Regions from separate parts of the Mus musculus genome. Here regions 1, 2, 3, 4 and 5 are each linked to region 6. The links are chromatin loops, found by intact Hi-C in ENCODE. Cell type or tissue: left cerebral cortex. All regions are shown on one strand.

What was found. A loop is a pair of places that touch in the nucleus more often than their neighbours do. Peaks named below come from ENCODE experiments on the same cell type or tissue, not always from the same donor. Only the 100,000 strongest peaks of a DNase experiment are listed, where the experiment ranks them.
Region 1: it touches region 6 in a loop (4-fold over the local background); 32 of 42 quality-filtered maps call a loop at or near these places.
Region 2: a loop joins it to region 6, with 6 times the contacts of the local background. A loop is called at or near these places in 5 of 42 quality-filtered maps.
Region 3: it touches region 6 in a loop (10-fold over the local background); 11 of 42 quality-filtered maps call a loop at or near these places.
Region 4: a loop joins it to region 6, with 8 times the contacts of the local background. A loop is called at or near these places in 32 of 42 quality-filtered maps.
Region 5: it touches region 6 in a loop (7-fold over the local background); 6 of 42 quality-filtered maps call a loop at or near these places.

Annotation. Positions count from the first base shown.
Region 1 is chr2:70,215,663-70,220,662 of GRCm38, forward strand. Myo3b (myosin IIIB) reads left to right here. Exons shown (of 35, transcript NM_177376.4): 10 at 1,353-1,508. Among named protein-coding and RNA genes, the nearest start is that of Myo3b, 180 kb to the left of the region's middle. In left cerebral cortex, a CTCF peak has its summit at 2,322 (motif pointing right); a DNase peak (open chromatin) is centred at 2,360.
Region 2 is chr2:71,526,047-71,531,046 of GRCm38, forward strand. It overlaps Dlx1 (distal-less homeobox 1), which reads left to right and starts at 3,399. Exons shown (of 3, transcript NM_010053.2): 1 at 3,399-4,260; 2 at 4,911-5,000. The coding sequence starts at 3,948. It also overlaps Dlx1as. In left cerebral cortex, no CTCF peak of the experiment used is centred here; DNase peaks (open chromatin) are centred at 2,271, 2,451, 2,772, 3,046 and 2 more places; H3K4me3 peaks cover 1,937 bases; H3K27ac peaks cover 821 bases.
Region 3 is chr2:70,257,393-70,262,392 of GRCm38, forward strand. It overlaps Myo3b (myosin IIIB), which reads left to right. Exons shown (of 35, transcript NM_177376.4): 23 at 571-700. Among named protein-coding and RNA genes, the nearest start is that of Sp5, 220 kb to the right of the region's middle. In left cerebral cortex, a CTCF peak has its summit at 2,408 (motif pointing right); DNase peaks (open chromatin) are centred at 2,422 and 4,653.
Region 4 is chr2:70,124,474-70,129,473 of GRCm38, forward strand. Myo3b (myosin IIIB) reads left to right here. Exons shown (of 35, transcript NM_177376.4): 8 at 2,374-2,519. Among named protein-coding and RNA genes, the nearest start is that of Myo3b, 88 kb to the left of the region's middle. In left cerebral cortex, a CTCF peak has its summit at 2,525 (motif pointing right); DNase peaks (open chromatin) are centred at 2,526 and 3,484; H3K27ac peaks cover 1,659 bases.
Region 5 is chr2:69,632,117-69,637,116 of GRCm38, forward strand. No RefSeq gene overlaps it. Among named protein-coding and RNA genes, the nearest start is that of Bbs5, 13 kb to the right of the region's middle. In left cerebral cortex, CTCF peaks have their summits at 3,045 (motif pointing right) and 3,883 (motif pointing right); DNase peaks (open chromatin) are centred at 3,062 and 3,867; H3K4me3 peaks cover 399 bases.
Region 6 is chr2:70,558,989-70,563,988 of GRCm38, forward strand. It overlaps Gad1 (glutamate decarboxylase 1), which reads left to right and starts at 3,141. Exons shown (of 17, transcript NM_008077.5): 1 at 3,141-3,344; 2 at 4,780-4,922. The coding sequence starts at 4,844. It overlaps Gad1os (glutamate decarboxylase 1, opposite strand), which reads right to left and starts at 4,369. Exons shown (of 3, transcript NR_040496.1): 1 at 4,271-4,369. In left cerebral cortex, a CTCF peak has its summit at 2,221 (motif pointing left); DNase peaks (open chromatin) are centred at 592, 780, 1,896, 2,216 and 2 more places; H3K4me3 peaks cover 2,545 bases; H3K27ac peaks cover 2,115 bases.

The sequences.
Region 1 (5,000 bases), 340 kb before region 6:
GCAATCTTTTGTGAGCCCCTGTGCCTGATTTTGTATTGTTGCTAGGAAAAATTATAGGCTATACAAACCACCCTGGACCTATAAAAGTCAAATGATTGATTTCTCCCCATGGCAAGGTGGAGGTGGTATTTATAGTCTTGCGGCCATCAGTCTGGAGATACTCTAGGCGTCGCTGGCCTTTCTAGCTGCAAGCTCCGGTTCTAGGAGCCCCCAAGGCAAGGCATCCACCAATAGACTGACGGGGGAACGGGAATGTTACAGAATATTCTTCAGGACTAGAAGGTGAGGGAAAGCCATTTTGAAGTGAAAACTAAAAGCTCCCTGTGTATCTGACAACTGGGGATTGCTGTGAAGAATTGGGCTTAAATGCTCTGTCAAAGGTGCTCAGAGGCTGCTAACTTTCCTACAGCCTGCCAAGGCTTTGGGTTGCTGCTGCCATGCTACTGAGGGACAAACCACAGCTGTTGATGGCATGGAGTGGGCAGAAGGTCATTCTGTGCTTATCCTGAGCCTCCTGTGTCAGCTGAAAGATGTTGCAGCTTCCTCCTCTGATGCAGGGCAGCTACTCGGGATAGAAAGGCAATGGTGGTTGGAGCGGTTTTCATCAGATCCCATTTCACTAGGGATTTCCGTGTGTGGAGTTGTTGTTTTCTATGGATGATAGGTCATTTAGTCCTAATGAGAAAGCCGTTCCGCTGGGGTGGCTCTAACCAATCCACTGCAGAGGGGCTCAAACAGATCCCGACTTTTACCGTTTTGCATGGACTTTCTGCTCCCCACTTTGTATAATCCTATAGCAATTCACCAGAACTACAGTGCCAGTCATCTTCAGTTCTGAGACCTTTCTGTTCTCTCAGAAAACACTAGAAGCCAGTGGCCGCACGCTTCTCTGTTGCTTGCAGGTTCCTTTCTCTCTTTGTAAGCTTCTAAATGCATCCCCCAGGCCCTCCACTCCACCGAGTTAGAGCAACTCCTATAAAAGGGTTAGTAGAGGTGATACGTCACAGTTCTATAGGTTCCTAAGATAAACTCCCTTCTCTTAAAAATGCTTTCCTAAGTAGTCTACTTTTCCAGTGTTTCAAATATTTCACAGTAAATTGAGAGTAAAAAAAGAATTGAGTTTTTAATATTTACTTACAACAGTCTAAAGTAGATTTCTGATGGTTTAACTGATTCAATTCATTGAATTTTTCTACTTTCTGATACATATTTCAAAGGAAAGAGCTGCACGGGGCTAATGATCACGTTCATTACCAAGCCTTCTTCCCTCCTCTCTCCTATATTATATTCCCAGGGACAGAGAGTGTCTAATGTTACACTTTAGAATTATTTGTTGTTTTTTTGTGAAACAGGTGTCTTATTAAAGATTTTGAAAAGCGGCCTTCGGTCACCCATCTCTTGGACCACCCATTCATTAAAGGAACTCAAGGCAAGGTTTTGTGTCTGCAAAAACAGCTGGCCAAGGTGCTCCAGGACCAGAAGCATCGAAACCCTGTTGCTAAAACCAGGTATGGTTCTCCGTGTCACTCTGATTTCTTTCTCTGGGTGTTTGTAAGGATGATATGATTGTGCTTGGGCTTGCCCCACATTTTAATCTGTAACAACCACATCCTTGCATTTTGCAGCGTTTCATTTGTGTGACTTTAATTAAGCATGTCCCGTGGACGAATAGGCAGGATTCAGAAACAAACTGCCTATTCAGACCCCTGTGACCGGTTTCTCTCAAATGGCTGAAATCTCACGGTCCTCGTGTTCAGCTGAGTAACTAACTGCAAGCTGGACAGTGGTGGCCCGTACCTTTAATCCTAGCACTCAGGAGGCAAACGAAGGCAGAGGCAGGTGGATCTTTGTGAATTCTAGGCTAGCCTGGTCTACAGGATAGCCAGGACTAAACAGAGAAACCCTGTCTCAAAAACCCAAAATAAAATAAAATAAAATGTAACTGCAAAACAGTCATGTCTGAGATTATGTGAAAAGTCTTTAATTGGCTATTGCAGAGTGGAGAGCTAACATGGACTCTACGAACAGGCCGTGGAAAGAGTGTATGTTAAATGCTCAAGACTGTTTCGATGGCCTCTGAGCCCATTCTCTACTGAATCCGTAGACTTATCTTAGTTTTATTTTCTCATGCATTTTGTTTATGCTAGCTAAAGCAGCCAGGACTCCTTCTACATGGCTCTAACCTTCTCCCCCCCACTTTTTAAAGGACATATAGTTGTTTTTTTTTTTTAAGATGCTTATTTTTAGGGTGTGGGAGCAAGTCTTTAAAACTCTATTCTGTGAGAATCTCTATGAAACAGATCTTTGATTTCTGTCCAGAGGGTGGCAGAATTTCTCTTTAAGGAAGAGAGAATGTAATTGCAGACATAGCTCCCCTACTCTGCAATTACTTGGCTTTTAAATTCTGGCCAGGATGCAGATAAGCACCAGTCCAGTATTATTAAAAGAACATCCAGAATACCGGAGGTGAGGAAGATAACACAGAGTAAATCAGGTCCGGAGATAGCCCTGTATTGTGCAGAAGCCCGTTTACAAACCAGAAAGCCAAAGCCAGACTTACCAGAGATGGAATGTCAAGGTGACTGTGTTGTGCTGATTTTTTCTCTTGTCACAGGTTTCTGCAGCAAACATTTTCCTATCGGTTCTTACTGCCATGGCTATTTCTGTGTCTGTGTCTAGCTGACAAGGCAGAGAGACCCATTCTTGTGACTTGGGGCCTTTTGAAGCAGTAGAAACTTGTGCTTGAGGCCAGGAGAACCAAAAACCCACTTTCCTTTAGTTTCTGTACATCAGCCTGCCCCACACATTCACACACACTACCAAAATGAGGACGAGATGCAAACACCCAGACATCCAGGCCCTTAAGCAGTTAAGTCAGACCCAGCTTCTCCTGTCTCTGTTAGATCAGAGAGCTGCTCTCCAGTGGCTTCGAAGCCAGTTCTCGGACTTACCAAGCACCATACTTCTGCTCATTTTTGCCTGTGCAGTTCTCCAGTCTCATTTTAAACACCTATTTCCCCCTTAGAAAATCATGACGCCGCCGTGCACGCTCAGGCCCTTGCTCTAATTACTCTTTGCCAACTCTTTTGATGTTAGACGCCTGGTAGGTGGCAAAGGCTTCTCACAGGGCCTTTGTAATCTCCAGTTTCATTCTGTACTTCATGTTCTTTTGAGCAGTCATTAAAAAAATACAACCTCACAAATACGTATCAAAATGTTGAACAGCCCCTTCCTTAGGAGGTCAGAAATAAATTCCAAAGGGAACACGGTGTAATTCACACTTCCTCTTAACAGCTAGCCAGGTGTTGGCTATATAGATGCTTTCTGAACCCACCAGGAAAAGCTCTCAGCTGTCATTTGCAGCTGACTAGCCAATCTATCGAAAGCTGTGAGTTTCCAGTGAAGGTGGAGAAAACAGAGACTAACAGAGGCGAGAGCAGGGACAGATGGGAAAATAGCCCCCTCATTTCTTTCCAACGATGCTCACATACCAGGCAGGGCAAACCAATGATTAAAACCATGGGCTCTGCCCGATTTGGGCTGTAGCTCGGCCACTTGCTGAAGAAGTCATTTAACTGTTTATTCTTCTGAACTCTCTTCTATAAGATGGGAGTTGTTTTGATTTCAGATTGAATCTACACATAAATGATTAGGATGGCTCTGCCTACCTACAGTGTTAGCCATCAATAAATGTTGGTCATAGAAAAATATCTGTGCATAGACTGTTAGAGTCCTTCACTTCTTTTTAACACTATAGTCTTAGTTAGGATTTCTTCGGCTCTGATGAAACACTCTGACCCAAACCAACTTTGGGAGGAAAGGGGTTCTCTCACTAGCACCTCATTAGCACTGTTCATTACCAAAGACAATAATGGCAGGAACGCAAAGAAGGCAGGAACCTGGAGGCAGGAGCTGATGCAGAGGCCATGGAGGGGTGCTGCGCACTGGCTTGCTCTTCATGACTTGCTCAGTCTCCTTCCTCATAGCACCTCAAACCACCAGCTCAGGGGTGGCACCACTCCTAATAGGCTGGGCCCTCCCATCTCAATCACTAATTAAGAAAATGCCCTCCAGGGTTGCCTACTGTCCAATTATATGGAGGCATTCTCTTAACTGAGGTTCCCTCCTCTCAGATGACTCTAGTTTGTGCCCAGTTGACATAAAGCTAGCCAGCACAACTCCCTTTCTTTTGCCCTTTATCTGTGAAAATCCATCTCCTTAATTATCAGAGAAGATCATTAAAATAAACAGTACGGAGGCACCAAATGTTAAAAGTATTGATTTCTATCTTTTCCTCAAAGTCAAATTTATTCATTTATTCTCTGTAGAAACATTTACTTACGTGTGTAGGTGTCAAGCCCTCAACTGAGCAGAGCAACTGCAAAGGCAAACCAGATCTGGTTCTTGATAAGATGCTAACAGTCTTTGTACCATACAAACAAGAATCAGGTAAAATAGCGGTTCTCAACCTGTGGGTCTCGACCCCTTCACCAACTCGCTATTTCCAAAAATATTTCCATTATGATTCATTACAACAGCAAAATTATGGAGTAGCAATGAAAATAATGTTATGGTTGGGGGGGTCACAACAACATGAGGAGCTGTATTAAAGGGTCACAGCATTAGAGGTTGAGAAGCACTGAGACAAGAGAAAGAGAGGCTGTGGTCGGTCTGGCCCCGCCCCGGGAAAGGGCACCTGGCTTTGGGATGCCTGGGGATGTCCAGGAAGTGGCTGAGCTAGGATTTAAACCTGCCTAGCCTGTGGCTTCACATTTTCCTGCCTGCCATATAACCACCACTGTCAGAGTCCTGAGAGGCTTCATCCAGCAACAGATGGAAACAGATGCAGAAACTCACAGCCAAACATCAGGCAGAGCTCAAGGAGTCTTGTGCAAGAGTAGGGGATAGACTTGGACAAACTAGAGGGGTCAAGGGCACCCTATTACCCTGGCCCAAGAGAGCTTACAGAAACTGAATCACCAACCAAAGAGCATGCAGGA
Region 2 (5,000 bases), 970 kb after region 6:
AACATCAGAACCTCTGTGAACTCTGGCTTGTGTTCATGCAAATGGCCAGGTGGCCCGAGTCCTTAATAGGGCTTGGATCGTCTGGGGAGCCAAGGAGATTTTACATTTGCCAGGATTGATAGCATAGAGGCACCCCCAGGGAGTTAGCAGGACACCCAGAGCCATGGAGGAGGAGGTGGGAAGCTGGGGACAAGTACTGCCCACAGTGGTACATTTCAGCTCTCCTCTAAACTTGGGAATTCATCCATGGTCCCCAACTCCCCAGATCAGTTTGTCTACATCTAGAGATGTAGAGAGTTGTGTGGCGGCAATTCTAAACCGACTTTGTTTGAGGGTAAGAAGGAATGGGGAATTTTAAAGATCAACTGGCAAACTTTTGAGGTGTTCTGGAATTCGCCAGGCAGAGACTCAGAGACTGAAGCTGTGACCACGGAGCATCCATATTCCCTAGAGAGGATCAGGGCCAGCTGCCTTAAAGATACTTGCCAGAGAATGACTTCACTTCTTTTCTAGAGCAATCAGATTAGCATGTAGTGTCTTTATCTGCAGATCAGTTTACTCTTAGGTCCCCCTAAGGATAGTTTTATTAGGACCACAGGATTTCACCAACCACTGGGACAATTATTGCAGGTGAAGGTATTTATGGGGAAGGTATATAATCTGATTTAGTAATCTAGCCTGTGCTGCTAAACGCAGCAGCTCTGTAGGAAACAAACTTAAAGGAATTTTGTGTAATGTTCTTTGAAGTTAAGACTGAGAAGTAGGGTTCGTTTTTTTGTTTTGTTTTGTTTTTGTTTTTTAAGAGCCTCCTCTCTTCCACTTCCTCATCAGCTGACCAACTAAATTGACCTGACGCCTAACCCTGAACCGCAGGGATTCCAGACAGGAAGTGTAAGCTGGCTACCTGAGCTGTTGGCTCCTGAGGTGACTCCCGTGAGTTCTGCTCCCGATCTGGAACCTTCAGGACCAATGGGAGAGTCTAAGTTCCTTTCATACTTGGGCTGGCAAAGGTCTGAGCATTTTGGAGCAGGTGTGTCACTTTAGAGTTGGGTCAGTTGGAGGACTGCACACCGGGACTCACAAAGTAGAGATAAGATCTCACTTCCTGAAGTTTGCTGAGGCCTGTACACTCTTTCAGGGACCCGGCTCAGTTTCTCCCAAGACTTGCTTCCTTGAGTTAGGAAATAATTCTCAAGTGTGCTCCCTCACCTACACACAGCTCAGTTCTAAATGTGGCCAGACTCTGAAACCCTATCGTGCCCACCCGTTCCCAGTAGCCAGCCTGGCCTCCTGCTCTGCTAAGTGGAAGGACAGAGCACCTAGTAGACCCATGGTCGCTCTCTGGTTCCCCAACCCAACCAGTCTCTGGGATAAACTGGTCCTAGGCAATCCGGCCATCCGACGTCCCCATACCTTGCACTAAATTCCAAGAGACACCAGTCCAGTTTTCCCCATCCCAACCCCGGCGCACAACCGCAGCGATCACTTACATGGGCAAGGCCCGCAAGGCGAAGAGACCTTCGGTTCAGATGGCATCCAAGCGGCTGCGTTGGGCGCACAGGACGGCACTCCACACCCCAAAACAGGCACTAAGAAGGAGCTATTAAAATCGCGAGTACGACAGGAAGACCAGGACGAGGCGAGTTGGAGTTCTTAGTTGGTTGGTGTTACAAAGCCTCACCTTGTGGTTTGGCGATTAAGGAAAAAACAAAAACAAAACAAAAAACCTTTCAGGCGATGGCAAACCCTTTATTGGTTTACGAATTTTGGACTGTTGTTTTTTGTTTTGTTTTTTTCCTCTTTCTTTTGTTTTTCTCTTTTGCTCCAACCAACATGCTGCATGAAATGTTTCTGCGCACAGCCTCATGCCTTTAATCAGAAGAGGAAATCTTTAGGCAGGAGCTGCTGCTGAAGGAGAGAGAGAGAGAGAGAGAGAGAGAGAGAGAGAGAGAGAGAGAGAGAGAGAGAGAGAGAGAGAGAATGAGAATGAATCCCCTGTACTCATATCTGTAACGACATCACCGATGTAATTTGTTTTGAATGTTCATTTTTATTGGTGTTCCCTCTGCCAAAATGTGCTTGATTACAGAGGTCTCCCTGTGATCACTGTGCACTCCAGATAGGGGAAGGTGCCGCGGCGCAGGTTCAGCTCAGGCCAGATCAAATCCCCGGGCTGTTTAACGCTGAAAGGCTGCATGTTGCTATTAGTGTTAAATATATGGCTAATTATGCGTATGAAAATTAAACATCAGTGTTATGCTAATGGGGCGCCTTCAGCTGCGGATCTGAGCACTTGAGACTACCATTTAATCAAATGAATCAGTAACTAATACGTGTGCACGTGTGAACTTTCACAAGATCATTTCCCCCGGTCCCCGTCACACCGCTAAATTATGAAAGAAATAATTATCAACACTTTCTAATTACCTAACAAAGTAATTTGGGATTCATCGTGGGGCTGGCGGGATTGGGAACCAACAGTCCCTAGCAACCAGCGTAGTTTGCGCCACGCGAGGTGGTGTGTGGTAGTAGTGGGGGGGTGGAGTGCGAGAGAATCTTTTGTGCACTTTTCAACACTTGCACCCAGATGGTAGACAGCGCGCTTTGGCAGCTCTTTCCTTCACCAGCTTCCCCACCTCACCCCCGGGCCCGGAGGCTCCAGCTTTGGCCACTGGAGGTGAGGAAGAGATCGGGCGACAGAGAGGGGCATATCTAAACACAAATATTCAAGCCTACCACTGATCAGGATTTGCTGAGGGTGTCGGTGTCTCCCTAGGACTCCCAAACCCCAAGTACTCTGGCCAGACCCCAGGAGGTCGGAAAATGACCACCTGGCAGGAGTTCGATGCACCAGCCACCAGGCGACTGCGGGCCCTCAGGACTCCACGCTGAGCCGCGCCCTCGGGGCGAGTGAGCCCGGGGCTCGTGGCTCAGGGGGAGTGGAGAGGGGAGGGGGAGGCAGGAAGGTTGGGAGGGAAAGGAGGGGGGAGGCGGTGCGGCCGCCTTTCCTGGGTGGAGAAGCGTGGGTTCCTGGCTCTCCACGCGCACTGCTTTGATCAGACCCGTGCAGCCTCGAGCTGGAGTGGCCAGCTGGGCCTGGAGAGATGCGAGCAAGCCCCTGGGAACGGTGGCAACGGCGGGGCGGCGGCCGAGTGAGTGAGTTGGGCCAGAGGGCCCCCAAACCCAGATCCCCGGGATGTGGCCGAGAGAACCCCAACCTGGGAGGCGCGGCCTGGAGCGCGCTGAGCTAGGCACAAGACGCTCAGAAGGACCGCTGGCTGCAGGCTACCTGGGTTGTCGCCCAGTGCGCGACTCCGCGATCCAGAGACCGCGGCCGGACTCTGGAGCGGCGCTCCGCACCGGACTAGGTGACCTCAAGAAGAAGTGGTCCGGGGTCCCAGGCGTTGGGGGCGGGCGAAGGGTGGGGACAGCAAGGGGGAGGGCGACGGCAGGGCGCGGCTGGTTGGTTTCTGGGGCGGGAAGCGCGCGAGGGAGGCGGGAGGCTGGAGTCGCGCGCCTTCGAGGTTCCTGCGCGGACGCCGCAGCCCATTGTGCGTCCCGCTCCGCGCGCTCTGTTGCAGAGGAGCCCCGGCCGGGACGTGTGGACCGGATTCTCCCCAGGCCGGGCCGCGTCGCCCGCTCTAGTCCAGCCGAGCCCGAGCTTCTCGGACCAATCCCCGGTGATTATGCAAGAGAGCCGACCAATCAGCTCCACCAGCTCATGAATATTTATGACCTTGGCTGAGTCAAAGCTTTGAACCGAGTTTGGGGAGCTCGGCAGCATCATGCTTAGACTTTTCAAAGAGACAAACTCCATTTTCTTATGAATGGAAAGTGAAAACCCCTGTTCCGCTTAAATTGGGTTCCTTCCTGTCCTGAGAAACATAGAGACCCCCAAAAGGGAAGCAGAGGAGAGAAAGACCCACACCCAGACCCCGCGAGAAGAGATGACCATGACCACCATGCCAGAAAGTCTCAACAGCCCCGTGTCGGGCAAGGCTGTGTTTATGGAGTTTGGGCCGCCCAACCAGCAAATGTCTCCTTCTCCCATGTCCCACGGGCACTACTCCATGCACTGTTTACACTCGGCGGGCCATTCGCAGCCCGACGGTGCCTACAGTTCGGCCTCATCCTTCTCCCGACCGCTGGGCTACCCCTACGTCAACTCGGTCAGCAGCCACGCGTCCAGCCCCTACATCAGTTCCGTGCAGTCCTACCCCGGCAGCGCCAGCCTCGCCCAGAGCCGCCTGGAGGACCCAGGTACGTGCGCTTGCCAGGGACAAGGAGAGAAGGGAAGGAGAATAGGAGAGAGGGGGAGAAGGGGAGGGGGAAAGAGAAAAGACAAGAGAGTGTGGGGTAGAGAGGTGGGTGGGGGTGGGGAAAGCGCGGAAGTAGTAGAGGTTTCGGATATCAATCTGTGGATCCTTGTCACTGAAAAGAAAAAAATTATAAGTCAATTCAATTTACAACTGTCCAGCAAAGGATAAATCCGAGCGCGTCTCCTGGCACTGGCTGGGCCTCTGGGCCGCTCGGTGCGCCGAGCACACAATGCCCTGCTGGAAAACAGAAACCCACATGTGCACGTATTAGTCTCGGTAATTATTTATTGCGTAGCGCTATAAACAATGTATGCAATTAAGGGTAATTAAACCTCAACTACCGCCTGCAAAAAATAGCAAACTTTCTCTGCAAAGGCAATAGCTGCGCTCTTGGGAACGACCCAATTCTGTCTGCAGCAGCCAGGGACGTGCGCTCGGACCTTGAGGGACCTTCGCAGTCTTTCAGGGTTTCTTGAACGTTCTTTTCCGGACCCTACTTCTGCCAACCCATCCATAGACATTCATTCTCGTCCCTCCTCACTAAAGGCAGTGCAGCATTAACAAGGGTCTCTGCTTCTGTTGTCCCTCCAGGGGCGGACTCCGAGAAGAGTACGGTGGTGGAAGGCGGCGAGGTGCGCTTTAACGGCAAAGGGAAAAAGATCCGTAAACCCAGGACAATTT
Region 3 (5,000 bases), 300 kb before region 6:
ATATGAACCTATGGGAAGCACCCTCATTCAAACCACCATACCACTGCAGGGATTTGTAGAGTATCCCTTCAAATCCCTCTAGGTTGGATTCCCTCATTGCTGAGAACCAAGAACCACTTAGACTCTTTGAGTGATCACTCAGACCCCATGAGTGCTTTGAGAGGCAGTGAGGGCATCGTGGTCATGAGCTAAAAGCTGATTTGCCCCAGTATGATGACTGCCAGACCTCATTTGGCCCCTTGTTAAGCCCCCACTTGCCTATCAGTAGAATGGGAATAAGCATTTCACACGGGATGAACACTCAGTATTTTAGCAGTTTTTATAATATGCCATTTCTTCCATATGATCCTTTCTTCAAAGATACCTGGACAGGAAGCTAAGATAAATTGACCTGTCAAAAGTACAACTTCTTTCTTTTATCTGGTGCTTGGTAGTCAAAGGCTTTGTGTTACATGACAGGATGAGTTTATATCCAGTTGCCGGGCAGTGGCTCCTCAGACAGCCCGTCAGTGTCCCTGGCCACAGTCAGTTGCCTCTGGTAACTTGCACACGTTGCTGTCTGTCTTCTAGGTGTTATACGATGCTTCTGGGGTTCTTGAGAAAAACAGAGACACCCTCCCTGCTGACGTGGTGGTAGTCCTGAGGACGTCTGAGAACAAACTCCTTCAGCAACTGTTCTCAATTCCTTTGACCAAAACAGGTACCTGAGAACTCCCCAAAGCTTTAGTCCAGTGCCTATGTGGTGTCTTTTAGTCAGTGCCCAAATACTGTCATATGTGCACTGTCAACATCAAATTCCCCCCTTTTAAAGACTTACTTTATTTTGTTTTATTTTTCATGTCTGAGTGTTACCCCTGTGTGTATGCCTATGCACCATGTGCATGCCTGGTGCCCACAGAGGTCATAGAGGGAATCAGATCCCCGGGACAGGAGTTAAGGATGGTTGTGAGCTATGATGTGAGTACTGGGACCAAAACCTGAATCCTTTGCAGGAGCACCCAAAGGTCTTAACCACTGAGCCATCTCTCCAGCCCAACACTGAACTTTAACCAGGGTCAGGGTGCTGTTTAAATTCAAGAAAAGAACATGGCTATTTCTTTTGTAAATTAAGTCCTGAGAAGAATTAATCACACATAACACACACACACACACACACACACACACACACACACACATGTGAACACACAGAGAGACACACACATACACACAAAGACACATTCACAGATACACACATGCACATACAGAGACACAGATATACACATTCATACACACACAGTGGAAGTCACACACAGATACGCACGTGCACACACACACACGAACACACAGATACACACGTACATACACACACACACACACACACAGAGACACAGACACATACATACTCATTCACACATTCACACATACACACACACTTTCCACATCAGCTCTTACAATTCTCATCGTCTCTGCCTCCTTTTAACTCTCTTGATAAAACTGTATATAATCATAGACTTGGTTTACCTAGAATTATGGAGATGTATTGGTGTAAGATTCCAAGGAAAGGGTGTGTGGCACATCAACGGTCTTCTGACCAAGAGCCCTCAGAGATTACCTGGTCCAGTTCTCACCCTCTCTCATTCCCCTAAACAACCCGGAACATCTATGGCTTCACTTGCTGACAGACAGCTGAAACTGTCCATCTGTGGGTCCTCGTGCCAAGAAGCAGGCTGCTAGGTCCCCAGATGAGAGTTCCCAGATCAATGGATTCTCACTGGACCAAGCTCCTTTGATTCACCTGGGATCCAGCTGTCTCTGTCTGGGCCACAACAATCCTCTTCTCACAGCTCCTTCCTTTTCCTAAAATCATTGGCACCCATGTCTCTCACCTGGGACCTTTGCAAGGTAGGATGGAACTGTCGCCATGTCTAATTTATAGCTGAGTATATAAATGATCCAGAGTAAGTGAAAATCCTGCCTAAGAGAGAACAAAAAGCTAGTCTACATACAACCTGTGCCCCTCTTGACTTAAACAAGTAACTTAACATCCTTCAAACATGCTTCCGTGGTACCCAGTGCCCACTCAAAGTCTGCAGCCAGCTTGCCCTGTAGATGCTTCTTGGCTGCAGCCAGGATTAATTCATGTGGATCCCCGGGATCCCGTGAACAGCTGTGGGCAGAGCTGGCTGGTGCTCCCCTCTGGAGTTCAGACTCCTCTGCAGCTGGCTTCTGGGCAGAAGCAGAGATAATGCCGTTATTAACAGGGCTAATAGTCCCTGAAATAAAATTTGTCCGCAAGACTCTTCTTCAGCTGGCATTTGCACTCTCCTATAAACATAAATAATGACTTGTCAAACCTGTTCGTGGTTTTGGAATTTACTCTTTCAGCTTGTGGCTGAAGGAAAAAAAATAAGTTCATAGTCCTGAGCACTAGGTGGCTCTATGCAGAAAGCAAAGCTCTGCCTTGAGCCTCCTGTCCTTCCCGGAGTCTCCCCAAAGCAGGAAAGAAACACAGCAGAGCCTTTTCTAGTTCTTGACTTAAAATTTTAATTCGTCTTCCAGAGAGCTTATAACCTTTCTGAATTGTGCCTGGAAATGGAAGCTCACATCATCTAGGAGTAACAAAAGTGTGTGTGTGTGTGTGTGTGTGTGTGTGTGTGTGTGTGTGTGTGTGAGAGAGAGAGAGAGAGAGAGAGAGAGAGAGAGAGAGAGAGAGAGAGAAAGGGAGAGAGACAGAAGGAGAGAGGAAACAAACGTGATATCCTAGCAAGCTCCTCTGTGATTCTGAGCTGTGCACGATGCTGTTTTTTTTTTTTTGAATTGTAAATCCACTCTTCTTCAAATTTTGAATAATATTAAAAGCAGCATGTAAGTGTCAAAACTAAAAGGCAAGAGTATTTGTCTGCTTTCTGGATTTATTCATGCAAAAATGCATTCAGTTAGCTGACACCAAAGTCTTCTGGTAACAAGGTGCCTACTGAGACAGCAGGAGGCTACAGCAGAGTTAGTGCGGTGTGTCAGTAGAGAAACTAGAACCTTTTTCCTTGTGCCTTCACTTTCTGTTTTGAAGTGGTCCCCAGTTTACTACCTTGTAATGATAATCGTCCTCCCACCTTCATTAAAAAGTGTTGCTGTGTCTTGCATCGAATGGCAGAATGTTAATGGGGCTTTTAAGATCTGAAACATCTATCACCATCTATCCTCTGTCTGTCTGTTTTTCTGTCTGTTTTTCTGTCTGCCTGCCTGCCTGCCTGCCTGTCTGCCTGTCTGTCTGTCTGTCTGTCTGTCTGTCTGCCTGCCTGCCTGTAATTGTAGTATAGCCTTTGAAGAGAAGTCTCTTTTTTTCACTGAAATTGAAAGCATTTGTTTCAGGTGTATGCTTGTCTCTTTGAAGGGGTGGAAGTGGCTAGACATTGCTGTGAGAGACAAAGAAGGCCCGGTTACTCTGGCAACATAATTCCAGTGCTTGGAAACCCATTGTTTATGTCATTTTATTTACCCTGCTTCAAAACTTAAATGAATGGCTCATTGGTTAAGAGCACTTGGTGCTCTTGTAGAGGAGCCAAGTTCCGTTCCCAGCCCCCATATGGTGGCTCAGAACTGTCTATAACTCCAGTCCCAGGAGATCCCATGCCCACTTCTGACCTCCACAGGCACCAGGCACACACACAGTACACATACATACATGTAGGCAAAGTACTTATCCATATAAAATAAAATAAATAAATCTTTTTAAAAATACAGCAACAAGCATTGCAAGGGTCAGCCTAGATGGTCCTGGCCATGCTTGGATGCTCTGGCTTCTGATCTGAATGGTGGACCCCTGGACACTTGCTTCATAGTGGTCATTATGCAGTGAACTTATGCTTTGCACACTCTTCTGAGCACTTTCTATTTCACAGTAATACGGGCTTTTGCCGAAAGCTAAGGAACACCCCTTAAAATTCAAAGGAAAATTTTAATTTCATTATCAAAGAATTCCTTCCAGCTAAGTTCCGGTTTCATGGGAGCTAGAAACTGTCTTTTACTTCCCAAGTCAGGCATCAGCGTGCCCTAGACTGGCTTTCTTACCCTTTCAAGGGAGCCTCTTCTCTGGGCGACCTGGAAAGTAACACTCCCTTAATTAGTGGCTATAGAAAAGATGTGTTGTCTGAGTTCCTTATTACGGTCAAAAAGATCAACACTTGACTGTGTATAACTTTGATAGCTTTCCATGACTTTAACAAATACCCAGCGATAACCAATTCACAAAGAGAAAAGTTTTACTTCTCACAGTGTTAGGCGTTACAGCGCATGGTCAATTGTTTCTGCTGGCTTGGTACTGGGGTAGCACCTAGTGGCAGGTTTGCCTGGTGGAGCAAAACCGTCTTTGTCTTGAGAGAAAGAAAATGGCCAGGTTTCCATCACTGCCTTTAGGGAGACACTTCCACCAATCTGAAGAGCTCTCACTAGTTCCTGCCTCTTAGAGGCTTGCATCTCCTCCCAGTAGTACCAGGGCTGGAGACTGTGCCTTGACACATGGGTCTTGGGGGGAGACTTTCCACAACCAAGTTACCATGGTAACTGCCATGTGACATCAGAGATAGTAATCACCCAGCATTTCCCCCAATGCTTCCTTTGACTTTCCTGTTCTCACTGACTATGAAAGAGACTGAACATGCAGAGTGAAATAAAGCCCCAGGGCGCCAGGAGACAGGGCCACTCCTGTGTTGTCTAGCAGCAGCTAAGTCTGGTGAGAAAGATAGCGGTGCTAGAGGGTGCTCTCATCCCAAGGTTCTCATCCCAAGGTTCGCAGTCAGCACTGGATAAACAGAGGCAGCCACAGTCAGCATGGATTCTCTTCCTTTTGGCCTGTTGCCCTGACCATGCTTTGGCCTGCAGGTGGACTATTTCAGGACTAGTAAGTGTTATTGCACGGGGCTCCTCACACCACAATGGACAACCAGATCTATGCGGTAAACATGTTGGTCTACCTCGCAGTGCTATTCTGCCTTGTGTGGTCATGCTGTGTGCCTCTCTGCTAA
Region 4 (5,000 bases), 430 kb before region 6:
TCTGTTCTGATGGAGGGGTGGCAGCTAGACACATGGTGTAGGTCCATAGGAGAACATTCTCTAGTTCAGAGACCAGGGGGGGTGAGGGAGAGAGAGAAAGAGAAAGAGAGAGAGAGAGAGAGAGAGAGAGAGAGAGAGAGAGAGAGAGAGGAAGAAGGAGGAGGAGGAGAAGGAAGAGGAGGAGGAAGAGGAGGAAGAGGAGGAGGAGGAGGAGGAAGATGAGGAAGAAGAAGAAGAAGAAGAAGAAGAAGAAGAAGAAGAAGAAGAAGAAGAAGAAGAAGAAGAAGAAGAAGAAGAAGCAGCAACAGTAAGAGCCATAGCTGAGGTTGAGGATAGAAGGCTCAGGACATTTTCACATGACCTGGTGTGGAAGAGAGCTGATACACTACCTTTCTCTCACTGCTTTAATAATATCAAGATCCAGGGGCCCAAAGCAACATACATTTTTTTTTCTGAAAGATGTTTCTCTGTGTAGCCCTGGCTGACATGGAACTCTCTCTGTAGACCAATCTGACAGCAGACTCAGAGATTCGCCTACCTCTGCCTCCTAAGTGCTGGGATTAAAGGCGTGCATCACCAGCCACCATCACTTAGCACAACATAATTCTTTATTTTGCTGATTTACTTTGTACTAAATATCTCAGGCAGGGCAATCTAGAGGGAACAAAATAGTATTCCTTCACAGCCATAAGGTCTGGGAATGTGAAGGCTCTGGGGTTCCGTGAGGGCCTCCGACTCTCCTCGTACGGTGGGAGGCTAGAGAGCCATTCTCATACACTTGTCTTGACATGAATCCATTCAGGAGGGCCAAGCCTCCGGACTGGACATCTTCCCGAAGGTCACATCTCCTATCACTGTTGCATTATAGGGATCACATTTCTCATACATGAACTGGGGGATGGGGTGGGGGGGGGGCACATACAGGCCAGAGTACTCTTCTTATAATTATAATTATCTACCTCAGATGTCCAGTAGGGAGCCTTGGAGGCCTTAGGGGTTAAAATCACTATCTCCCATTGGATACTTCCCTGACCCCTGAGATTTGAATGCTTCAGCTTTGACTCTTGAACCTGCTTTTTCTCTCTCCTTTCCATGTGGGTTAACCCCAGTTCTCCGGTACATGCCCAGGTCAAACACTTCAGAGTTATCCACAGATCTTTTTTCTTAAAAGCCCACTCTGAATTCCAGTTGGTTCAACCTTCAGAATTACATTCAGGATCTGGTTATAACTGGTTGGTACAGTAGCACTGTAACTGGCTGTGTGTCCCCCTCTCTTGGCTCTGCCCTCAGCATGCAGCCAGGGGAGCAACTAGAATAGAAGCCTGACTTGTCTCTTGTCAGCTTACCACAAGTAGTTGTCTCACCCAGAGTAAAAGCCAAAGCCAACATGAGAGCCTGAGGGGAGCAGCCTGCCCACCCCACACTCACCAACGTGGTGCTCAGCTGTCACAGTCAGCATCCGGCCTGCTCTGGGAGGCAGAATCAAGGGCAAGGGGAGCCCTGGGTCCCTCTTCACCCTCTGCTTGCACCTCTTTCCCAGTCCTGCATGACAGTCAGGAGTCTGCTTCCCCCTGTGAGACTTAGAACATTGATAAAACAGAATCCTCCAAGAATTCCTGTTCTTCACCCACTAGCAAGCCTGCAGCCATTTCTAATCTCCCTGCTCTCTACCCAGTTAGGCCAGAAAATGCAGTGGCACCCACAAACTGTTGTTGAGGTTGTTTGATGTTGGGGAGGGCTCTGACGTTGTTGGTAAGAGGGAAACTGTAGGATGGGGTGGCTCCTGCTTTTCATAACCGTAGGGTCTTCCAACATCAGTCTGCTCGGTGGGTTGCACTCCCGAGGACTCTGTGTCAGCCACTCTTAAGAGCAACTGTTTTTGGGGGTTTAAATTTAACAGCAGGCTGGGAGGTACCGTTCGAATACCAAGTTTTTTCTTTAAAGGGGAACGAAAAGCAGGCACTTTGAAGACAGAGTGGCCCCTCTCCCATACACTACCTCATGATGTGCTTTGTACTGAGATGGTTCAACACATGGTTTCTGAGTGGAGCTAACACATTTTAAAAAGGAAGCGAATCCATCTGTAATCCTAGCAGGCGTGACGGTCACATGAGAACGGAAGAAATGAACATGCAAAGGCACGTCTTGTGAATTTGAGACCAGCCTCAGCAACATCGTCAGACCCCAGCTCAAAAGGAAAGGAGAAGGACCTAAGTTAGTAAACATATCAGATGATGAATCGGTTATGCACAGCCTACAAACATCTCATTGCTCCCATTCATCATTAGCACGGTCAATGGAATAACAAAAAGGGTTTCCAGGCATCTGGGGTGACAGTGGCCTGATGTGTTGTGTCTTGTTTTTGTCTGATAGGTCATTGCTTGCGAGCAGCAGTATGACTCGTCCTATGACGCTCGTTGTGACGTCTGGTCCTTGGGCATCACAGCCATTGAGCTGGGAGATGGAGACCCTCCCCTCTTTGAAATGCATCCTGTGAAAATGCTCTTTAAGATACCAAGGTAGGACACCAGGTGGCGCTCTTGACTCATCGGTGCTCCGTGAAACCGGTTTTGGAGGGAAGCTAGTTGGTATGCAAGTTCTCTCCGCATTTGAGAAAGCTCGATTGTGTAATATGTTTCCCTTTCAAAAAGATGAGGGAAAAAATTTAGAGTGGGGGTGGGGGCGTGAGGAGATACTAATCGCTACAAGATAAGTTCCCTGAGAAATGGCGAGAGCATGGGACAATTGCCAATTCACAGCACTACAATTTTTCTGAAATGTTCTTTTTTTTTTTTTTTTTTTTTGTGCTTTACACGAGAGAAACACAGATGTGATTTAGGACTTAACAACTGGTCTAAAGGCCGACGCTTTCTTTTTAAGTGTACTTAATGTAGCATTGGGGGAGCTTGAGGGGGCTCCCCAAAATACATATACATATGGTCATATCCACTCAGATCAGCAGTGACGTCTATCTGAAAGATGTCTCATTACCCATACATCCTTATTCCTCACCCCTCAGTGGGAAAGCCCCTTCAGAGGAGTCTCAGAAGTGATTTAGATGAGGTGTGCTGCCTACTCTGTGTGCTCTCAGGGTCTGCACGTGCAGGGTGGTTCTTTGCCAGCAGCTGAGCTGATATACGTTAGGAGGGTCAAATGGTGGGGAGCCCAGCTCAGCCTGGGTGCAGATTGATAGATAATTTGTATTTTCCAAACCGGCTCTTTCAAAGGAACACTCTGGGCCGTTGAATCGATGTCACAATACACGTGTTGACCTTCCCTTATCCGCACAAAAGCGCAGCTATCTGCAGCCTTTACACAGTTCTGGAAATTGCATTTGCATTTCTGATTAGGCCTATTTATATGCAGATGGGGCTCTCAAGCGTTGATCATCGTAATATTATCATTTTAGACCTAATCCAGATGTGAGCAAACCAACAACCAACATTCCGAAAACAGCCTCGCTTAAGCCGGGCTGGTTTTTCTGCTTTTTCCAAAACATAAAAACAAGTGCTCATGGTAGCAGCTGAAGCTTCCGGCTTCTTAATTAACAGTCTGGTGAGCAGTCGAAGGGACCTACGGATGCAGGAGCCGGCAGCAGAGAGAGCGAGCGAGCGGTGACATGTGCAGAGATGAGGAACCAGGCTGCAAGGATTCTCTGTGTGGTTCCTTGTGTTACAAGTGCTTGCTTGCTATGGCAACATAGTTTCCCAAATAGCAGAGAGTTTTACGAGATGTATACACTTTCAATAAGAGATTTCTTTGGGTATATTTATTCTTTCCCTTTTTAAAAGTGTGCGTTCATAGGCAGATGAAATGCTTTGAAAAAAAAAATCGCCTACGCTGATAAATTCCAGGAGGCTAAAGAGGTGTGTGCGTGCATGTGCGTGTGCGTGCGTGCGTGCGTGTGTGTGTGTGTGTGTGTGTTTGTGTGTGTGCGTGCACATGAGTGTATACCCATTGAGTCAATAGACCCTTCATCTCCAGTGATGAGCTAACTTCTGTGTCCACAGCCTCTGCTCTCTGATCATCTCTATTCTAGCACTCCACTCCCGTCTTGTATCTTGGGAGAAGTCTTTAGATCTAGATGAAGATAACTAACCCCCTTTCCCTACCTCGATGCAGAATGGCTCACAGAACAAGGGAACTGGAAGACATCCATCTTTATCCCAGCTATGCTGAGACTGTCACTCTTTCCTAGACTTCCTGCCTTTCTTTATTTTTTTTTTCCTGTTCGGATGCTGGATCAGATATCAGAATAATAGTTTGGCAGATTCTCTGTGCGATTATTTGGACTCAACATTTGCCATTGTCACAACTCTAATGGGCTGGCTTGCCATTCTTGGGCAGGAAGAAGAAAAACAAATGACGACATGCAGCCTCTGTACTAAGACGGTAGCTGCTCTCTTCCTAAGCCCTGGGAGAACTCTGTGGGTTTATATCAGTAAGTTAGTTCTTTAAGAATTATCCTATCGGGATCACTCAGTTCTCTTTGAAGGGTTACGGGTTGACTAGAGCTGTGTGACCATGCATGCCTATTCTCAGTGCTAAAAATGTATCATTTCCTCAGAAAAAAGCTCTTAAATGGAAAGTGATGAAGTTAAACACTTACATTTTTAAAAGCCTTATATTGCATTGATTTGTTTGTTTATGTATTGAGAAGGCATGGGAGGGTGTGTGTGTGTGTGTGTGTGTGTGTGTGTGTGTGAAGACATCAAAGGACTAGTTTCATCATTCTGGTTGTGGGGGTTGAGTTCAGGCTGTTAGGTTTGGCATCTTTACCCACTGAGTTAGTACACCAGCTCTCATTTACATATTTTAAAAATCCAGTTGAATATTGACTTTTATATTTCATAAGGGTGGGCCCCTCCCCTTGCCCTGCCCTCCCTTCCCCTTCCCTGCAAATAACATTAATGACAAAAATTCTTGATTCTGCTTGACTTCAGTTTCCTTTTCTTTTTCTATTTGGATGTACTTCCAATGCACTGGAATTTTCTTCCATT
Region 5 (5,000 bases), 930 kb before region 6:
ATCTTCTTTCCCCAATTTCCCAAGGGGCCACATTGTTATCCTGATCTGTAGCAGGATGCTTGGCCTTATTCAAGTCCATATCTCCAGGGCATATACTAGACATTTAATAAAACTTAACAAATGAATAAACTTACAGGTCTTTTACATAAACCATCTTACAAGGGGTTTTTAATTATTTTTTGTGCGGGGTCTCATTATGTAGCACAAGGCTGGCCTCAAACTTGACAGCCCTCTTACCTCAGCCTCCTACCTTGCCTCCCAGACATCAAGAGATTGAAGATAGATTGGAGACAAGCACCAATGTAATTGTGCTTATGTAATGGAAAATCTATAAGACCCAGAAATAATGGACTCATGGGGCCCCAGGACTGGTGGATTCAAGACTTCGCACATCCTATGCCAATGCCCTATGACTGAACTACATCACCCACCTCATATGACATTTTTTAGCAGACAAAACTCTACAGTAAATAAACCAATGATTCCAGGAGCCAGGGACCACAGGAGGTTGACTATAGTGGTATAGGAGCAGGGAGGCTCCTGGTTGTGGTACTGGTTATGTGTCTTTTTATTATTAATTTTATTTATTTATTTGTCCATTTGTTTATTGGATTCTTGACAGGGTTTTTTTCTGTGTAGCCCTGGCTGTCCTGGAACTCACTTTGTAGACCAGGCTGGCCTCAAATTCAGATATCTGCCTGCTTCTGCCTCCCAAGTGCTGGGATTAAATGTGTGTGCCACCACCATCCAACTTACATATGTGTCTTTTACAACCACACATTTAAAAAAATGTCAACGTTAACTGGGTGTGCTAGTACATGTCTGTAATTCCAGCACCCTAGAAGTTGAGAAGGATGGCAAATTCTCAGCCAATGTGAGGTATGTAAGCCAGCCTGAGTTACATAGTGAGACTCTTTCTCAAAAATAGTCATGTTTACTGTGCGTCGATTCTTTAAAAATAAATATATGGAAAGGGAGTTGTGTAACCACCAAATGACTTAAGCAGCATTAACAGGAATCTAAAATCCACACACAATCACAAGCCTTCCACACACTAAAGTAATGAGATTTCATGTAAGGCTGTTTCTACAATGCTTACCCAGCTCACACAAAGCCCTGAATTCTACCCCAGCATCACATAAACAGGACATTGGCGAACATCCCTGCAATCCCAGCACTTGGGTGGCGGAGGCAGAAGGGTCCAAACTCCAAGGTGAGCCTCAGCTGCAGGAGACTCGATATCAAGAAAAGCAAGAACAAAAACCATAACAAAGACTGTGTCCATCACATCCGTTTTACTGGGACATTGACAAAATGAGAAGTAGCCAAGGAAGTGACCAAAAAACGGTTAGGGGATGCTAAGCCTGGGTACATTTAGCCTGGAGGGGAGAGAAATTTACACAGTAACCTATCTACTAAGTTAGGAAAGGTGCCCACTAGTTTACTGAGGCAGCCTGAGAAAAACCCCTAGCTGCAAGAAGACAGACCTCAAATCACTGAAGAAAGACTCTGGGATCATTCGAGTTGGGAATGACGTGCCTAGAGAGGCAGGGAGCTTTCTACTCCTGGGAATCACTGAGATTGTTCCAGCAGATGTTAAATAACCGCATGTCAAGATTATTGTTGGCAGGATTACTTCCTGAGTAGGAGACTGGTCTACTTAACCTCTAAGGTCTCAACCAACTCAATTCCTGTATCCTGCTTTATAAACGATGCTGTAAATCACCCTGGCCTCATGTGTGTCTCCAGCTCCCTGCGGTTCATTACCAGGCATGTTTATATACTGAGCACTTCCCAATCATCATGGACGTCAAACATAGTTCCAAAGAAGCGTCCAGGATGCTGCTTTATGCCGTCTCACCAGCCACGGGGAAGGAGAGATGCAGACAGTGAGATGGCTCAGAAGGTTATTGCTGCTCCATCTGGCAACCGGAGTTCAATCCCTGGAACCCACATAAAGGCAGAAGGAGAAAACCAACTCCACAAAGCTGTCCCTGATCTTTGCACACCCACTGTGGCACATTTGACCACACATCACCAAGCACACATTCACAGTAACAATGTATTTACTAAAATGTCTAGTGGATGAATAGAAAAAATTTACCCTGGTTAGGTGCTTGTGTTCTCTTTAATGTGTCTGTCTGTCTGTCTGTCTGTCTGTCTGTCTGTCTGTCTGTTTTAGACAGGTCTCACACAGCCCAGGTTGTCTTCAAACTCCCTGTGTGTCTGAGGATGACCTTGAATTTCGGATTCTGCTGCCTCCATGTGCTGTGCTCTGGGAGGATGATTCTAGTTCTCACTTTCTTTGTCTCTATTTCCTCTTTCATAAGGATGGCCTGAATTCAGGGTTCTCCTGCCTCCACTTCGCAGTGCTGGTACTACAGGTGTGCACACTGCACCTCAATGCTACTTTCATCTTTTAAAGTTATTATTTTAACTGAGTGAATAAACTGTATTTGAAGAAATGGCAACTACCAAAGGGGGTGGGGTGGACTATTAAAGCTAGGACAAAGTCAGTCCCTCTGCATGCCAGAATGTGTTGTGTAGTCCCTATGGGAAGCAGGTTAGCAAAGCAAGGGGTCTGTCAACTAGGTGGAGGCTCGTGCCTGTAATCTTATTACTGGGCAGGATGAGGCAGGAGAATTACAAATGGGCTATATAATGAATCCAAAGGCAGCCTGACTGGAGTGGGAGCCCATCTTTGAATGAATGAATGAGTGAATGAATGAGTGAATGAATGAATGAATGAATGAATGAATATTTAAAACCAATTTCCCTAGAATACACTAACATACATTTGCTTACAACTGCAGGATTGCTTTACTATATAAACACAGCAGAATTAATTTAGTCCCTGATCATCTGAGAAAATACAGAACAATATAATAAAGACATCTGTAAAAGAACCGGCATAGTCCTCACAAATGCTAGGTCTCCATAAACTCTCTGAATTCTATCTGAAGTCTGCTTGATGTAGTTAACAGTGATTTTTGCATTCCAGTGTATAATCAACACTCACTCCGCTTCGTAACTGCTGTCCTAAGAACTGGCCACACGGTGTCACTATTGTCCTAGAGAAAAACTTCAACGACGCTCCTCCCCCGCCACCCTTCCTGTTGTTTTTTTGTTTTGTTTTCTTTTGTTTTGTTTTTTTCCTGTGTCTTTTTTTCCCCCTTTAAAATTAGCATTTGGGGTGGCGGGGGTGGGGGAGGGGGTGTGGAGGGGGGAGGGGAGAGCCTGGAGAATTGGCGTTGAGGTTAAGAGCTCTTGTTGCTATTGCCGAGGAGCTGATTTTGATTCTCAGTATCCACACAGTGGCTCACAATCATCCAGAACTTCAAACGTGTTATAAAAATGTACATGCTGGGAAAACACTCATGCATATAAAAATGTGTGTGTGTGTGTGTGTGTTGCCCCTGTGTCAGAGGACAACTCTGTGGAGTTGGCACCTGTTTGTGAGTACTTCCCAACTTTTCAGAAGGGCTGGCTTCAAGGTAAGCACATTTTTTCGTACTTATTTTGCCAACCCACAAAGTCCTCTTAAAAGAACTAAGTCCTGCTCATGGTGTGAGAAGGAAGTGTCAAAAAGAGTGTTTCCTTAAAGTTTTGTGGGGTTTTTTGGGGGGAGGGGGAGTTTCGAGACAGGGTTTCTCTGTGTAGCCCTGGCTGTCCTGGAACTCACTCTGTAGACCAGGCTGGCCTTGAACTCAGAAATCCGCCTGCCTCTGCCTCCTGAGTGCTGGGATTAAAGGCGTGCACCACCACGCCCGGCTCCTTAAAGTTTTGAATTAATTAACCTCCCTTTAAATTTATTTTTATTTGTATGGTTATCTTTGCCTTCAGGCATGGCTGTGGACCATGTGCATGCAATGCCTGATGAGGCCACAAGAGGGCATTTGTTTCTCTAAAACTGGAGTTGACGGTTGTTAGCCACCATGTGGGTGCTTGGTGCCAAACCCTGATCCTCCGGAAGAACTCCAGTGGTCTTCCTCACTGAGCCAGCCAGTGTGCCCCCTCTCCCTTTAAAAAACTTTTGTTAAAAAAAAAAAAGTTTCTTTGTTTGTGGGGGAGAGCTTGCTCTTCTGGCTGGCATGGGGTAATTTTTAGTTGTTGGCCCTTCTACCATTTGGGTTATCTATATCAAACTTAGATTATCAGCCTTGGCAGCAAGTGTATTTCCCCAATACGATACCCCCCCCCCCCCGAATCCCCATTTTTTGTTTGTGTGTGTGTGTGTGTGTGTGTGTGTGTGTGTGTGTGTGTTTGAGACAGTTTTTGTTTGTGTAGCCCTGGCTGTCCTGGAAGCCCTGGCTTTCCTGGAACTCACTCTGGCCAGTGACCAGGCTAGCCTCAAACTCAAGAGATTCCCCTGCCTCTGCCTCCCCAATGCTGGGATTAAAGGCTATTGCCAACCTCCCAGTTATCCTTTTAATCGGCAGAAGAGCACTATATTTTTCTCCTAGGGGTTGTGTGGGTTTTTAAATAGAGATAATATTGACATAATTTGTAGCCAAGGCATAGGCACCTGTAGTCCCAGCTACTTGGAAGGACCAATTACAAGGAGGATCATTTGAGCTGAGACAGCAAGGCTAGCCTGCAATAAATACTGATGCATGTCTCTAAAAACAAACAAACAGGGTTAGCAAGATGGTTCCAAGCTGTGGTGGTTTGAATAGGTTTGGCCCCTAAGACACATGTGCTTAAATGCTTGGCCCACAGGGTGTGGCACTATTATGAGGTGTGGCCTTGTTAGAGTAGGTGTGGCCTGGTTGAAGGAAGTGTGTCGCTGTGGGGTGGGCTTCGAGATCTCCTGTATGCTCAAGCCAGGTCTAGTGTGGCATTCACTTCTGCTGCCTGTGGATCCAGGTGTAGAGCTCTCAGCTCCTTCTCCAGCGCCATGTCTGGCTTGAGGCTGCCATGTTTCCCCACCATGATGATAATGGACTAAACCTCTGAAACCATAAGCCAAGCCCCAGTGGAATGCTTTCCTTTATAAGAGT
Region 6 (5,000 bases):
CCACGCCTAACGCTCCTCCCACCAGATTTTTTTTTCTTTTTCAAAAAACCCAGGGCCCCCCCGAACACGTTCTAAGTATTTTGAAATGTCCCAGGAAAAGGGCACAGTGGACGTAGTATGTTTGTCCCTCTTTGTTACTGTTGACCTAGGGAACTTTGTCCTTGGTAGACAGAATAAGAGAGCAAGCGGCGGGCCACCCCCAACGCCCCGGAGGAGGGAGAAAGAACACAGCCGTGGGTATTTCTCCGCCCATTTGTGCCTTAGAGCTTTGTTTTCCCATGTCTTCAAAGCGTTAATTCTTAAATCAAAATACAAACGAAACAGCTGGCCGGACACCACACCTTTCCGGGCCACCCCTCACCACCGGTTCGAGTCCCTGGAGAGGATGTCTTTTTGCCACCCCCATTCTCCTAAGCATCCCCTTTCTGGGAGTATAAAGATTAAAAAGAATGAAAACCCCAAATAAAAAATAGGTTCCAAATACTGTTTCTGAAGAGCCAAATATCCAAATGCCAAGGACAGTTGTCGTCCGTCCAAATTCTTAGGAGGGGAAGAAAGGAGTGGGCGAGACGCTTCACCCTACAATCCCCATCAGGCAAAAATAAACAGTTCTTATTGCAAAGAGAAAAGAAGGTGGGGCCCAGCCTGGGGCGAGGCAGGAGGTTGGCCCCGCACCTGCAGTGAACACCCTGGAAAGCCCCTAACGACAGGCGCTGTCCTCGGTGCTGAAGTCTTCTCTTTGACGCAAAACTCGATGTACCGGAACTGAGTAGATTTCTAGGCCCTCGGTTTTCAATATCCCGCTGAGCCCAAGAGTCTTGAGTTGGAATAGCAGATAATCAGAGATTAATCCAGTCATGAGTCCCTCAGTCTACCTTTCTTCTGGCTCACCGGAATGTCATCTTCATGAATGCAAAGATAATATAAATCAAATGGTCACTAATATCGTTCAATTGGTTACTACTATTCATACGCTTTCAAATTAAGGACAAATAGAAGCCTTCATTCTTTTCCTTCCCGTCATAAAGGAGAGAGGAGAGGAAGAAAGGAGGGGGGAGGGAGGGAGGGAGAGAGAGAGAGAGAGATAGATAGATAGATAGATAGATAGAGAGACCCAGCCTGGTTTGACTTGTGATATCTACTATTGTAGAATATTCTTTTCTTTTCCACGTGGATTTTGCTAAAGCCCTAGGATTGAGAGCTTTTAATTCCGTTGTCAAAGAAAGACATGGTTGAAAATTTCTCCATCTAGTGCCACAGGTGAAGCGTCTTTACAGAGTCTTGGAGGAAGATTAAGGAGACAGAGGAAGGCCGCACCTAGGCAGAATTGTGGGTACTTAGGGTCGGGAGGATTTATGCTTCCTCCCTCCTGACCAGCGAGTCTTGAGTGATTGACATTAGTCAGTGACACCCAGATTCCTGACTGATGTCACTATATCTTTTAACGAAGGCCAGGAAAGGGGGCGTGGAAGAAACTCCGAGTTTACCTCCTCGTAAACAGTTTCAAGATATTCTGAAAAGCTCTGAGGTGCGTGGTTTGAGGGGCCATTTCCTTCGTGAAACACACACACACACACACACACACACACACATACATACCTAACAGGATCGCAGGGGAACTTCTGTTCCAACTCAGCTCAGCCCACCCTTCGGGTGCTTTTTGTTTTTAAAATGTGCGGGGGCTTTTATGTGAGGCCCAGAGAAAACAGCAATGTTCTCTTTGGTCGCAAGGAGCAGCTTAGTTACTTCAATCCCTTTTGTTGATCAGACCGTATCCTCCCAGCCCTGAGGCTTCCAGCTCCCTCACGAAAATTTCGGTGATTTATACTATTTGTTTTTGATGTTTCCGTTGAGTGGTGATGAAAGTCGCTAAGATGGTCACAAAAAAAGAGACAGGCCTGGGATAAACCATCGAAGACCCAGAGGTGCACATGAATAAACCGGTCTGCTGCTCCACAATATGAGGGAAATCTCTATGAAAACGAGTAAAGCGATCATAGAGTACTCCCCATCACTCAGACAGGCCCAAAAATCCAGTTTGTTTTGCCCCTAAAGGATGAGAAACGGAGGGAGAGGAAAAAGAAAGCCAGGAGGTAGCGGCGAGAAGGCTAGAAGAGGCCGGCCGTTACAGAGCCTTTCGGGCATCTCCAGGTGTTGTCTAGGGCGCACCAGGGAAAAGGCCGCCAGCACGGGGTCTCTGTGTGTTTGGCGCCCTCTGGTGGAAATTTTTTCCAATACCGCCTTTTTATGGTGGGGGACTTCACCCCGCTCAGTAATGTGCTTAAATATTGCCAAGAGAGAATCATTGAACAGCGTGAAACTGAAAAGAAGCGAGGAGAGCGGGCCAAGACACGGAGTGCCGTCCTGGCTTCCCGGAGCCACCCTCCATGCTCTGCTGCCCCAGGCGTGTGGAGCGGCACTCGTGCGTGTTATTAACCTTCAGACATGATCAATTACGAAGATTTCTTTTACCCCTCTCCAGGGAGAGGGCTCAGAGAAAGGGAAATAGACCCCTTGCCTCTTGTGGTGCCAGGTAGCTGTGTTCGAACGAGGTAGTGTGGAGATGGACTGGAAGAAGAAACGGGAGTGCAGAAACTCCAGGGTCTGTCTGGGTGGTCCCCTCATCTCCGCTTTGCCTGTACAGCCATACTGGCTCAGTAGAGCGCTCCCTAGGACACCACCCAGAGAAAACCTTCTGGAATCGCCAATCCAGGACAACCACAGGAGATTGATCAAGGCAAAGCAAATATTCTAGTCTTCTCCAAGATACGGGATGGAGGGCTAGGAAGAGGGGAAGGAAGAATCACCCAGTGAGACAAAATTCTTCGTAGGAATTATATTTTCCCTTGCCCTCACCCAACATCGCCTATCTCAAAAATAATTTAAAAACAAAAAACAAACAAACAAACAAAAAACAGAGCGTGCTGAGTGCATTCTGGATTACTCATAGGACTTTGTCACACACACCCTCCTTTCTGGTCGCAAACCCGTGAGCTGGATTTATAATCGCCCTACAAAGCTCCAGAGGCAGTCAGACACCTGCAAAGGAGCCCCAGCGCTCCGCGGACGAGCTGCCCCCGCGAGCAACGGCCTCGTGATTCCCCCCGCCGAGCGGGTCCCCGCCTCCCCACTCCGCCCCCGCCTCCCCCAAGCCCAGCGGCCGCCTCTCCGGATCTCTCCCTTCTTCAGGCTCTCCCGTGCCGGACCAGGGATCGTGCAAGCAAGGAAGCAGCCCTGGGGTGACACCCAGCACGTACTCCTGTGACAGAGCCGAGCCCAGCCCAGCCCCGGGACGCTTCGCAGAGGAGTCGCGGGAGGGTCCAGCTCGCTGTCGCTGAACCGAGGTGGGTAAATACCGGATCGCCCGGACTTGCCAGAGCCCCGCCTCGGTTATTCAACCCGGTGCCCTCAGCCTGCGGCTTCTTGTCCAGCCCTTTGCCTCACCCCACCAGCACGCGCCTGTCGCCCACCTTCCACAGCCGAGTGCTTCCCGCCAGTCCTGTCGCAGCTGTGGTTTGGCGCACCCATCCCCTACCCTCCTCGCTCTTGAAACCCTTATCAATTTCATTCGGGAGGACACATAAGGGCTGAAGTGACCCCAGAGCCATTTTTTGCCTGCGCTTGGGGGATCGGAGCTCACGGCTGTCGGATACGCGCCTGGGTAGCAGCGGCAGAAGGTGCGAGGAGCGATAACCTGTTACTTCCCCAGCACCCGCGTCCCACCGCCGCCCGCGGAGCTGCGAGAGCGCGCGGAGGTTGCGGGGGGGGGGGGGGACAGATGCTCGGCCCGAGGGACGACACGCAAAAGGCGGCTGGTGGGCTGCGCTCTGCGGGGTCTTAGATTTACCCAGATTACCGTTCTCCTCCCTCTCCTCTCATTCTTTCGCCCGCTCCTTCTCCCCATCTCTTCCTCTTCTCTCGCCCTCTCTCCCTCACTCTGTCCACGAACAAACACCAAATAGGGGAACCGCGCACTCTTCTATCCGAGGTCTCTTGCGCCCTAGGCGCAAATTCGCCACCGGGTGACGGTCTCCTTTTTACCCTCTGCCACCTTCTCTGGCTCAGTGAAACGAACTCTGGGGACTAGGTAGAGTAGAAACAGTGAATCTGGGACGGAGCCTCGCTCTAGGGTTGAGAAAGCTAGAAACGAGGTGGGACAAGAAACTGATCAGCAAGGCTTCGACACGCTGCCTTTTGGCTGTCTGGAGTGCAAGGTGACTGATTCTTAGCGGGTCAAGTCCTGAGGGGCGGAGGACCTATTTCTTCTCACCTTGTCTCACCAAAGTCCCTGTCCCCGGCGCTGTGAGCCTCCTTCTTTCCAAGGAATTGGCCAGACACAACAACGGGAGCCAGACACCGAACCAGACGTGCCCGCCCCGCACGCCCTCCCCCCTCCTCTTCTGCCCGTTCACCAGGCTGCTGGGAGCCCAATGGGGCTTGTCTCGGCTGGGCTGGAATTTGCTCGATGAGTGCTCCCTAGTGCTCCTGGCCCTATCCTCACCCCATCCCTCGCGTCCTGCACCCGCCTCCGGCGCCCCTTAGCTGTGAGCCTCACTCGGAGCACCCCGTTGCGCCTCTAGACTTGAGAGTCGCCCGGGGCTACTGTGCTTGCGCCCCAGTCCCAGAGCTAGCGAGCGCCTCCCCACCCCCTCCCACCGACCGCGCACCAGGACCCAGCCAGCTCGCTGCCCTTGGTCTCCCTTCTGTCTCCGAGACTTCGGTGCCCCGGGCCGCAGGACCTAGAAGCTCTCCCGGCACAGCTCTCCCTTCTGTTTGCAGCCTGTTCCTGCGCCCAGTCTGCGGGGGACCCTTGAACCGTAGAGACCCCAAGACCACCGAGCTGATGGCATCTTCCACTCCTTCGCCTGCAACCTCCTCGAACGCGGGAGCGGATCCTAATACTACCAACCTGCGCCCTACAAGTAGGTCCTGCCCCAGTTTCCTATTAAATGGACTGCAGCGAGGGTGGGGGCGCTGGCACTGCGGGAGGCTGCGCTGTC